Regions from separate parts of the Homo sapiens genome. Here all the other regions are linked to region 1. A link is a contact called in ENCODE Hi-C or POLR2A ChIA-PET data. All regions are on one chromosome and are shown on one strand. The core of a region is the stretch at or near the end of the contact, and the rest is flanking DNA. Distances in the headings are between cores, read along the strand shown. Region 1 holds the start of LINC01600 (long intergenic non-protein coding RNA 1600). Region 2 overlaps GMDS (GDP-mannose 4,6-dehydratase). Region 3 overlaps GMDS (GDP-mannose 4,6-dehydratase).

Region 1 (2,700 bases), core at 121-2,620:
ACTTTCTTCAGACCCACACATTCATTTATTAGGCACTTACGCTCCATAAAATGAAATGCACAGCAAGGCCGCTTTCATGCTTCCTTGAAGTTCTATCAACTTATTTTGGGGGCAGATTTGACCTGTCAGAGCACTTCCTCCGTGGGAGCTCCATATCTAAATATGTGCATATATAGTTTTCTACTTTACTGACGGTAGCTTTCATAAAGCCGCTTGAAGTACTTACTAAAAATCCATCTTAAGACTCTTTCTGCATTTTGGGAGGCCGAGGCGGGTGGATCACCTGAGGTCAGGAGTTTGAGACCAGCCTGGCCAACATGGTGAAACCCGGTCTCTACTAAAAAATACAAAAAATAGTCGGGCATGGTGGCGGGTGCCTGTAATCCCAGCTCCGTACTCCAGAGGCTGAGGCAGAAGAATCGCTTGAACCCAGGAAGCAGAGGTTGCAGTGAGCCAAGGTCGCGCCATTGCACTCCAGCCTGGGTAACAAGAGTGAAACTCTGTCTCAAAAAAAAAAAAAAAAATCTTCCCCACACATAATGTGGCAGGACAGGAAACACTAGGATTCCTCCAGTTTATGGGGAGATTGGGAGAGCTGAGGCTTCACAATGACACAGCCGGGTATGGAAAACACCAAAAGAAATATGCCTTTTTGGATGACAATACTCCACCCCAATTTCCAAGTATGCTACAACTTTTCCTCAGCCTCGATGGGAGGTATTTACAGTGAGTGGTAGAAGCTTTACTGCAATGCCCTGGTAGACACAGGCTCCACCAGGCTTGGCTTCTACACTCTCACTGGGTCTATGGATGAGCACAGAAGCCAGGTTTCTGGCTCACAGAGAACCTAAGTGCTGAGTTTATATATAAAGTGCACAGTGTGAATAATTAAATATGAAAACGTGTACACACCAAACAGGACATTTTTACTTAATGCCAAAGAAGCACAAACGACCCTTTCTTTTGGGAGTTTCACAAGCATTTCTGCTCAACAGTAATCCCCCAGTGACAGTGATAGTAGTGGTTTCAATATTTTGTTTATAAAAAGCAACATTATAAAATGCCCTGAAAGGTCTTGGCTTCTTTTGTGAGCTCTGAACTATTCAGAAATTCAGCTTGCTATCTGGGGACAACAAATAAATCCCTACTCTAAAAAAATGGGATTCGGGTTTTTCTCCTGTGCTGCTTCCTGGCCTTAACGCTTCCTGGGGACTTACCGTCATTTGCTCAGTTACGGTTTCTATGGGATGAGTGGGGAAGCCGCGTGGTGAGGAAGCCTGGCTCGCACCCGGCCTGCGCTCTCTCGGGCCTGGCCGCATCGGCCACCAGGGGGCAGTGTTGTCATTCGCTGGCGACGCCGCCCCGCCCCGAGCGGATGCCACCCCGTTTCCAGCCTCCGGTGCTCACCGTAAGCTCTGTTATTATTATCTTTTGATTTATAAAGCGCCGTTCCTCAGCAGATTCCCCGCCCCCCAGCTGCTTCCGAGAAAGCTCGCAGAAGCGTTCGTGCGCAGGCGCGGAAGCCCCGCACAGCACGCGGTGGGCCCGGTTCGGGGGGGCGCACGGCCTGGGGCGTCGGGAAGAGGCTGCGGGCAGCGGGGCCTGCGGGCGCGGCGTGGCGGGGCGGGAAAACGGCTCTGTCCCGTGGGGCGCAGGCAGGAACGTGTTCCCATAAAAGACACAGGGAAGACCAACCCTGGGCGTTAGCCATCCAAACCTTCCCTCCCGTGCGAAACCCGCTGCCCTGCGGCCAGGACTGTGAGGGAAGCGATGGGAGGAACCCGGGAGCCCGCGAAGGCCGGGCCCCAGAGTCCGGGCGCCCCTGAGCGGGGCGGAGGGGACAAATAGAACCTTTTTAAGGACAGCTGAAAGAGATTATAAGCGCGGTGTGCTGGGACTTTGGAAAGGGCGCGAGTCATTAGTGGGGGCGAATCAGAGGGGAGTATGTTGACGGGATAATAACAAAAATAAAGAGGCTTGATAAGAAAGACACGGCTTTTGGAGTCAAAGGGAAAATCCGGGACAATGAGGGTTGGCAGGTTCCTGGGACACAAACCAGGAAAAACAGGGCCACACCGGAGCGGCCTGCCTGGCTCCAGCACAGCCGGTGCAGAAGCTAATTTTGTTCCGAGTCCTCCTAGCTCAACAAACATGCCGCCATAGCACCTATTTTCTTTTAGGTAATGCTCACAACAACCTAGCAAAGTGGGGATCATCTTCACCACTGTACAGATGAAGAAATTGAAGGTCAGACATTCAAGGTTATGTGGCCACATGAGAGAAATACCAGAGCTGGGATGAAGACTCAACGGCTCTCAGACACCAGGTTGCTTCTTGAGAGAAGCCGGATGGATGTGCATGCAGGGAGGTGAGCCTCAAAGCAGGTCCAGCTTTCTCCCGTGAGTGTTCCAGTGGCTTAGGGTTAGGGTTAGGGTCCAGAGGAGGAGAGGCGTCCAGAGCTGGGGCCGTCTGCGTTTTGCCTTGCTGTCCCAGAGTGGCAGCGAGGAGTGGCCTGGCCTAGAGGGTCTTTGTCTTATCTTGTGACTTGCTGTTTCTCCTCTGTCTGCAGGAGCTGGGGGAGGTTGGAGAAGCCGCAGCCCAGAAGGGGAGGGAGGACACCATGTCAGAGCTTGCTGGAGCAAGCTTTGGAGGAAGGCCACAGGGGACATTGTCACCAAGGGCCACGGCAGCGTGCACCCT
Region 2 (2,839 bases), core at 150-2,649, 720 kb after region 1:
AGCTCCTTGAAGGCAGGACCTGGATCCTATCCCTCTTTATCTTTAATCATCCCTCCCAACATGCCTGGCACATAACAGATGCCCAGTAAATACCTGAATTGGATCTCCCTGCCCATCATTTCTTTATAAAATTATAAAAATGAAATCTGTATATATGAAATGTGTTCCATTTCTCTTACTATTAAAAGATGCTTTCTTTAGCTAGCACAAGACATTGCCCCCAGAATATGATCTTACCACACTTAGGTTGAGTTGTGCTAGATTTACTTGATATCAGCAAAATGTTTGCAAGCACCTTTCTTTCTGGTTGAGTGCAGATCATAAATGAAAGGAAGTAACGTCTATATGTTCTCACACAGTGGCCAGTTTCCTGATTATCTCTAGATTCTACTATTATTAGACTTTATTCCTAGCTTTATTTTTACTTTTGATTTACTTATTTATTTTGAGGTAGGTCTCACTCTGTCACCCATACTGGAGTGCAGTGGCATGATTTTGGCTCACTGCAGCCTTGATCTCCCAGGCTCAAGTGATCCTCCCACCTCAGCCTCCTGAGTAGCTGGGACTACAGGCATGTACCACCATGCCCGGCTGAATTTTTTTTTCTTTTTAGTAGAGATGAGGCCTCCCTATGTTGCCCAGGCTGGTCTTGAACTCCAGAGCTCAAATGATCTGTCCACCTCGGCCCCCCAAAGGACTGGATTATAGGTATGAGCCACCATGCCCGGCCTTATTCTTATTTTTAAAGGAAGAATATCTGAGCAGATAGAAAAATGGAAAGGCAGAAGGATAAACTGGCCCTGTTTTACAAAATAATATTTAAAAATCACTAATATACCATTAGCTTATAAGACCAAGTACCCATGGGAGTACTTGATGATATTGACATCAGCTCATTCAGAAACCTTTTTGTGTGATCATCACTCTATTTCCTCTCAGTTTTCAAGGATCTCATTTGTTAGAGGATTCTTCTAGAGAGCCAGAGTTCCAAGGAGGGCTCTATTATTATGGAAAACCGTCACACTCTCCCATCCCTTCTCTTCTCCCCTCTCTATCCTCTCTCTCAGTCTGTACCCATCACCAACACATGCAAATTAGAAGCAGGTCATGTTGTAATAATAGGACTTTATTTTTAAATACATATAGAATTTAAAGATTCTTATGTATTTATTTGACAGTGGCTCTGGGAATATCTGTGGAAACAGTGCAGTAAGAAGAAAAGAAAAGCCTTCTGCAGTACCATTTTCTGTCCCTCGTGAGTGTGATTTCATTTCCTCCCTGGTCGCACATCACCCACATGCTCAGACGACATATCCCTGTTCTTGGGTCCGTCCTCCAGCTTCTGACTCACAGAGCAGAGCGATAGTCTGTGGGTGCCTGTGTTGGAGGGTACAGGTTGCATTCCAGGAAGGTGACTCGGCTGGCATCCTGCCTCTCGGGGCATTCTGTCACCAAGTCCACAGGATACAGATACCCCATTCAAGGTAGCAGAGCTGCGCCTACTTTGTCTCAACAGAAAAAGGCAGAGATGAGGATTTCAAGGGCTGCATAGTTTCATGTGCTTTTTCTTACAGTGTGTCCTTTAGTCAAGAATTACTTGCTGGTTTTGCCTGGGTCTCAAATTTCAAGTTTGAAAATAAAATATAAAGATCTATCACTAGAACTTATTTTAAACCCTGGAAGATTGTCCTATTCTATTCCTGTAGTGCTTTGTCATTTACATCTTTGTATTTGATTCTCCCAACACATATTTGACCATGGTTAGGAGAGCACGGATTGTTTTTTGTCATTTTCATAGGAAAAGGCTGACATTGAAAGGAGAAACCCTTGTTTGATGTCTTCTCTTGGTATCAGGCAGTGGGTTCCAGCCCTGCTCTGCCAACTCCTCAGTGCAGTGACTTACCATGATACTGTGCCATGTTTCTGGGCTGATTTTTGGTATATTTAGTCATTCTTGTGAGATTTTTAAAGTCATTTTTTTTTAGTGACTTCAAGTGTTGATTGTGTAGCAAACGTATTCCTCTCGCTAGGTATTACATATAAACTAGCATCTCTACTGCTGGCCTAATACCTCTAATCATCCTGTGAAACCACTCCAGTGTGAGGAACTGAGTGTGAAGGAAACTGTAGAACATCTGAGGAGCCACATGTGAAAAGGCCAGTCCCTGTGTCCTAAACAGACTTCCTCTACATTAAGCAGTCCTTTAATAGTTGTACAATCATATAATTTGAAGAAGATATCCATTCTGTACAGGAAATACAAGTTTAACAGAAGTCGTTTCATTTGATCCTTATCTTCAAAAAAAAAAAAACCTGAAGAAGCTTGAAGACGTGGCATGGGTGGTTTAGATTCCATTGCCTTTTGTCAGTGGCAGTAGAAGCCTCATTGTAGTTAAGCATCTGCCTGGGCCTCTGGGAAAACAAAGCATCATTAACTGGCTGGCTAATGAGTCATCTATTAAAATTATCCCTAATGAATTGTGGGTTTGCTTGTTTAATTGCGCGTGGTATTGTGCTCTCAAATGTTAGCAGTCCAGTGGGGCTCAAAGAAATTACACTGGCTTTATTGAGCATTTCAGTAGGATTCTTCCTAAGTCACTGTGCCACGATTGGCTCTCTCTCTTTCTCTCCCTCCCTTTTTCGTCTCTCTCTCTTTCTTTCACTCTCCTTTCCCTCTGTTCATCCCTACCTCTCTTTTTCCCTCTTCCCTTTCCCTCCTTTCCCTTCCCCTCCCTTCAGCTCATCTCCTCTCTCTCTCCCTTTCTTTCACAGATTGTGGGGTAGGAATACAATATGAAAACTCTTACTTTGGAGAATCTGCGCTAATGGCATCTTGAGT
Region 3 (2,821 bases), core at 139-2,638, 740 kb after region 1:
GATTCCCCGGATTTGTCAGTCGTCTATACTTTCTTACATGCTTTCCCCACGTTCTGAAGTCACCTTCTCCTTTGCCCATTTGTCCACTCTAGTTCCCGCCAGACTTTGAGGTCCTTCGTGTGAGGACTTTGTCCTTCCCTCTTGTTATTCTCACCACTTGTTTGCAGTAAGTTCCTCAAGAATGTTATGGAGTAAATAAACAAACATGTCCCAAAGGCCTTAGCTCAGTGCTTCTCTAAAGGCAGCAATCTTGCCCCCAGGGAACGTTTCCAATGTCTGGCGACAGTTTTTAGGGGGAGTGCACATATCTAATGGGTTGAGGCCGAGGATGCTGCTGAACATCCTCCGATACACAGGGCAACAATGAATGGTCCAAGCTAAAAGGCCAGTAGTGCCAAGTTTGAGAAACTCTGCCTTAGCTCCAGCCCTTACATAATCATCCTCAAGCCAAGCTCTCTGCTCCCCCAATCTGCTTGTGCCTTTATTGGAGCCCTTAGGAAATTCCTCTTTTTCCTTTTCCATATTCTTCATTAGATTGTGCTCCTGGAGGTCAGGAACGATGAATCACTCAGCTTTGTAGCTTCAGTGCCTGCACTGTGGCTCGGTAAGTAATAGTTGAGTAGAAGAATGGATAGGGAAAGAAAGGAGTAGGAGAAGAAGCTGATGGCATATTTCACCGCTTTATGTTTTAAACTTAGGTCAGCTCTGGATCTGTCTCTGTATCTGGTGGTTCTGGTTAGAAACAAAGAGAGGGGCCAAGTGGTGAGTAAACTGAGAACTATGTACAAAACCTATTGGGCAGGATACTAGTTTCAAACTGACAGGGCATAACTGGCGTGCATGTTCATTTTGTTACACATTTCTATTTGATAATGACCAGAGTTTACATAGAAGGTGGGAAGAATAATCATGTAAAGCACGTCTGTTCAATAAAAGATTCTTTAGTGATAGAAATGTTCTTTATCAGTGCTGTTCAATACAGTATCCCTGGCCACACATGTGTATTGAGCACTTGAGTGTGGCCTATGCACATGAAGAGCTCAGTTTTTAATTGTATCATTTTAATTGATATTATCTTAAATGGTCATATGTGGTCACTGGTTACCTTAGTGGGCAATGCATAGCTGAAGTCTGTTTTTTGGCTGACCCCACTACACATGATAGCTTGGCAGTGTTTTGTTAAGCTTACTATAGTTCATTTTGACCAGAGGAAGATAACACAAAGGTTTAAAAGAAAATGCAGCGGAGAAACGGTTCATCTTTCCAAGAAACCCTAGTGTTCTGAGTCACATCATGAGTAAATGGTGGACGGAAGGCAGGTTTAGCTGGGCAGTCATCAAAAATCATGAAGGGCAAGCAAGCCAGGTACCACACCCTCAGGCACTCCCCAAACTCGTTGCCCATCGGATAAAGTTAGTCCAAGTGCCAACTCCTGCCACAACAATGCCTTATAAGGACTCTTAAATCCTGTCTGACCTTTGAACAGGTTCAGAGTGTGCTGTGTTCAAATGGGAAGGAATATAAAGTAATTCTAGAAGATATCCAACCGGTTGATAAATTGTAGACCCTAAAGGGGGAAAAAGAACATCTTTTGTCTGGAATTTACTTTGAGGGGATGTGATTTTTGAGGGTAAGATTTTCAGTAGGTAATAAAGTAAAATCCCGTACCTCAACTAATAACTATTTCCTAAATGTCTGTTGCTTTAATCTTAGTGTCTATAGACAATGGGGCCATACCTAAGAGTACTTTTAGATTTAACCTCCAAACTCCATGGAGCTCAGTCTTTTGTATAAAACAGAATTTTTTAAAAAAATGATTGTATTACCATCCCATTTCTCTATAATGCTTTTGACAAAATATCCTGTGGTACTTGATTTACATTTATTCCCTTACTGGATATCTGATTGTGGAAATTAAAAAATAGGTATAACATCTCACTCTCTATGTAATAAGACACATTTAGGTGAAAATGAGATAAACGGGTGCTCTCACTTTGAAACTGTAAAGAAAGCACTAAACAGCATTTAAGATATTTAATACCAGTATTCATTATTGTTCTCTTAATGTTTTAATATTATGAAATGTTTTAATATTAAAATTAGGTGGTTACTTAAGGAAGGAATAATTTTCCATAACACTGTCCTAATAAATACCCCTATAATATAAAACATAAAATAAATACCTATAACACAAAATATGAAATATACGTCTAGTATAAAGGACTTTTTGCTTGTAACTACACCATCATTCTTCCATTGGAATTCCCCATAGCTTTTCTTAGAGTGGCAGTAAGATCAGATTAGAAGTGTGAGTAAAATATTATTGCAATCAATTAAAGCATTAGGCTCATAAATTGATCAATAACTTTTTGAGAACATGATAGGTCGTGATTTCATTTTGTTGAAGAAAAATGTGATAGCTAAGATGAAAAGACATGTTTATTTTTGTGTCAGGTGTTCTGTGATTAGTTAATTAAATATTTTCATCAGTTCCGGTGACCTCTTGTCTCTCAGCTGCATATTGACTTTCCCAACTGTGCCTTCCATCCTTCTGGCTGCAGTAAGAGAAACCAGATTTTCCTCAGCCCCTCCAGGCTCTTTCTTATCTAACTCAGGAGCGCCTCCTGCCAGCGGGGCTGGGCAAAGAACAGACCCAGAGGTCTCCATTTTTGTAAAAAGGTTCATGGCAGGTCGGTTATTTTTCAGTATATTTTTTAAAGGCGTGGTTGAGCTAATTTAATTTCTTCTGTTCATTAATTTCTCTCCTTTCACCTCCACCCCCTCTGAATAAACGGCCCTTCACACGAGTCCAGTGTAGCTT

What was found. Hi-C counts contacts between places; a loop is a spot of excess contacts on that map. ChIA-PET counts read pairs that join two places held with the same protein, here RNA polymerase II (POLR2A). Pooled maps may share reads with other maps.
Region 2: a loop to region 1 is called in a map of endothelial cell of umbilical vein, with 2.0 times the contacts of the local background. The contact joins the enhancer-like site here to the promoter of LINC01600 in region 1. A Hi-C loop is called at or near these places in 2 of 168 maps with a recorded cell type or tissue (aorta and endothelial cell of umbilical vein) and 4 of 50 pooled maps. POLR2A ChIA-PET finds 5 or more read pairs at or near these places in 1 of 52 experiments (PC-9).
Region 3: a map of ascending aorta shows a loop between it and region 1 (5-fold over the local background). The contact joins the enhancer-like site here to the promoter of LINC01600 in region 1. A Hi-C loop is called at or near these places in 3 of 168 maps with a recorded cell type or tissue (aorta and ascending aorta) and 6 of 50 pooled maps.

Annotation. Positions count from the first base shown.
Region 1 is chr6:2,633,273-2,635,972 of GRCh38, reverse strand. LINC01600 (long intergenic non-protein coding RNA 1600) reads left to right here and starts at 1,370. Exons shown (of 3, transcript NR_131168.1): 1 at 1,370-1,408; 2 at 2,181-2,368. It overlaps LINC02521 (long intergenic non-protein coding RNA 2521), which reads right to left and starts at 1,473. Exons shown (of 3, transcript NR_149119.1): 1 at 1,218-1,473.
Region 2 is chr6:1,916,356-1,919,194 of GRCh38, reverse strand. All of the region lies in intron 7 of GMDS (GDP-mannose 4,6-dehydratase), which reads left to right. Among named protein-coding and RNA genes, the nearest start is that of FOXC1, 310 kb to the right of the region's middle. Within about 2 kb of position 1,399, at least 8 of the 41 ENCODE cell types and tissues checked have a DNase peak (open chromatin) inside an H3K27ac peak, as active enhancers do; they include PC-9 and endothelial cell of umbilical vein, where a contact is called at or near this core.
Region 3 is chr6:1,893,723-1,896,543 of GRCh38, reverse strand. All of the region lies in intron 7 of GMDS (GDP-mannose 4,6-dehydratase), which reads left to right. Among named protein-coding and RNA genes, the nearest start is that of FOXC1, 290 kb to the right of the region's middle. Within about 2 kb of position 1,388, at least 2 of the 41 ENCODE cell types and tissues checked have a DNase peak (open chromatin) inside an H3K27ac peak, as active enhancers do; they include ascending aorta, where a contact is called at or near this core.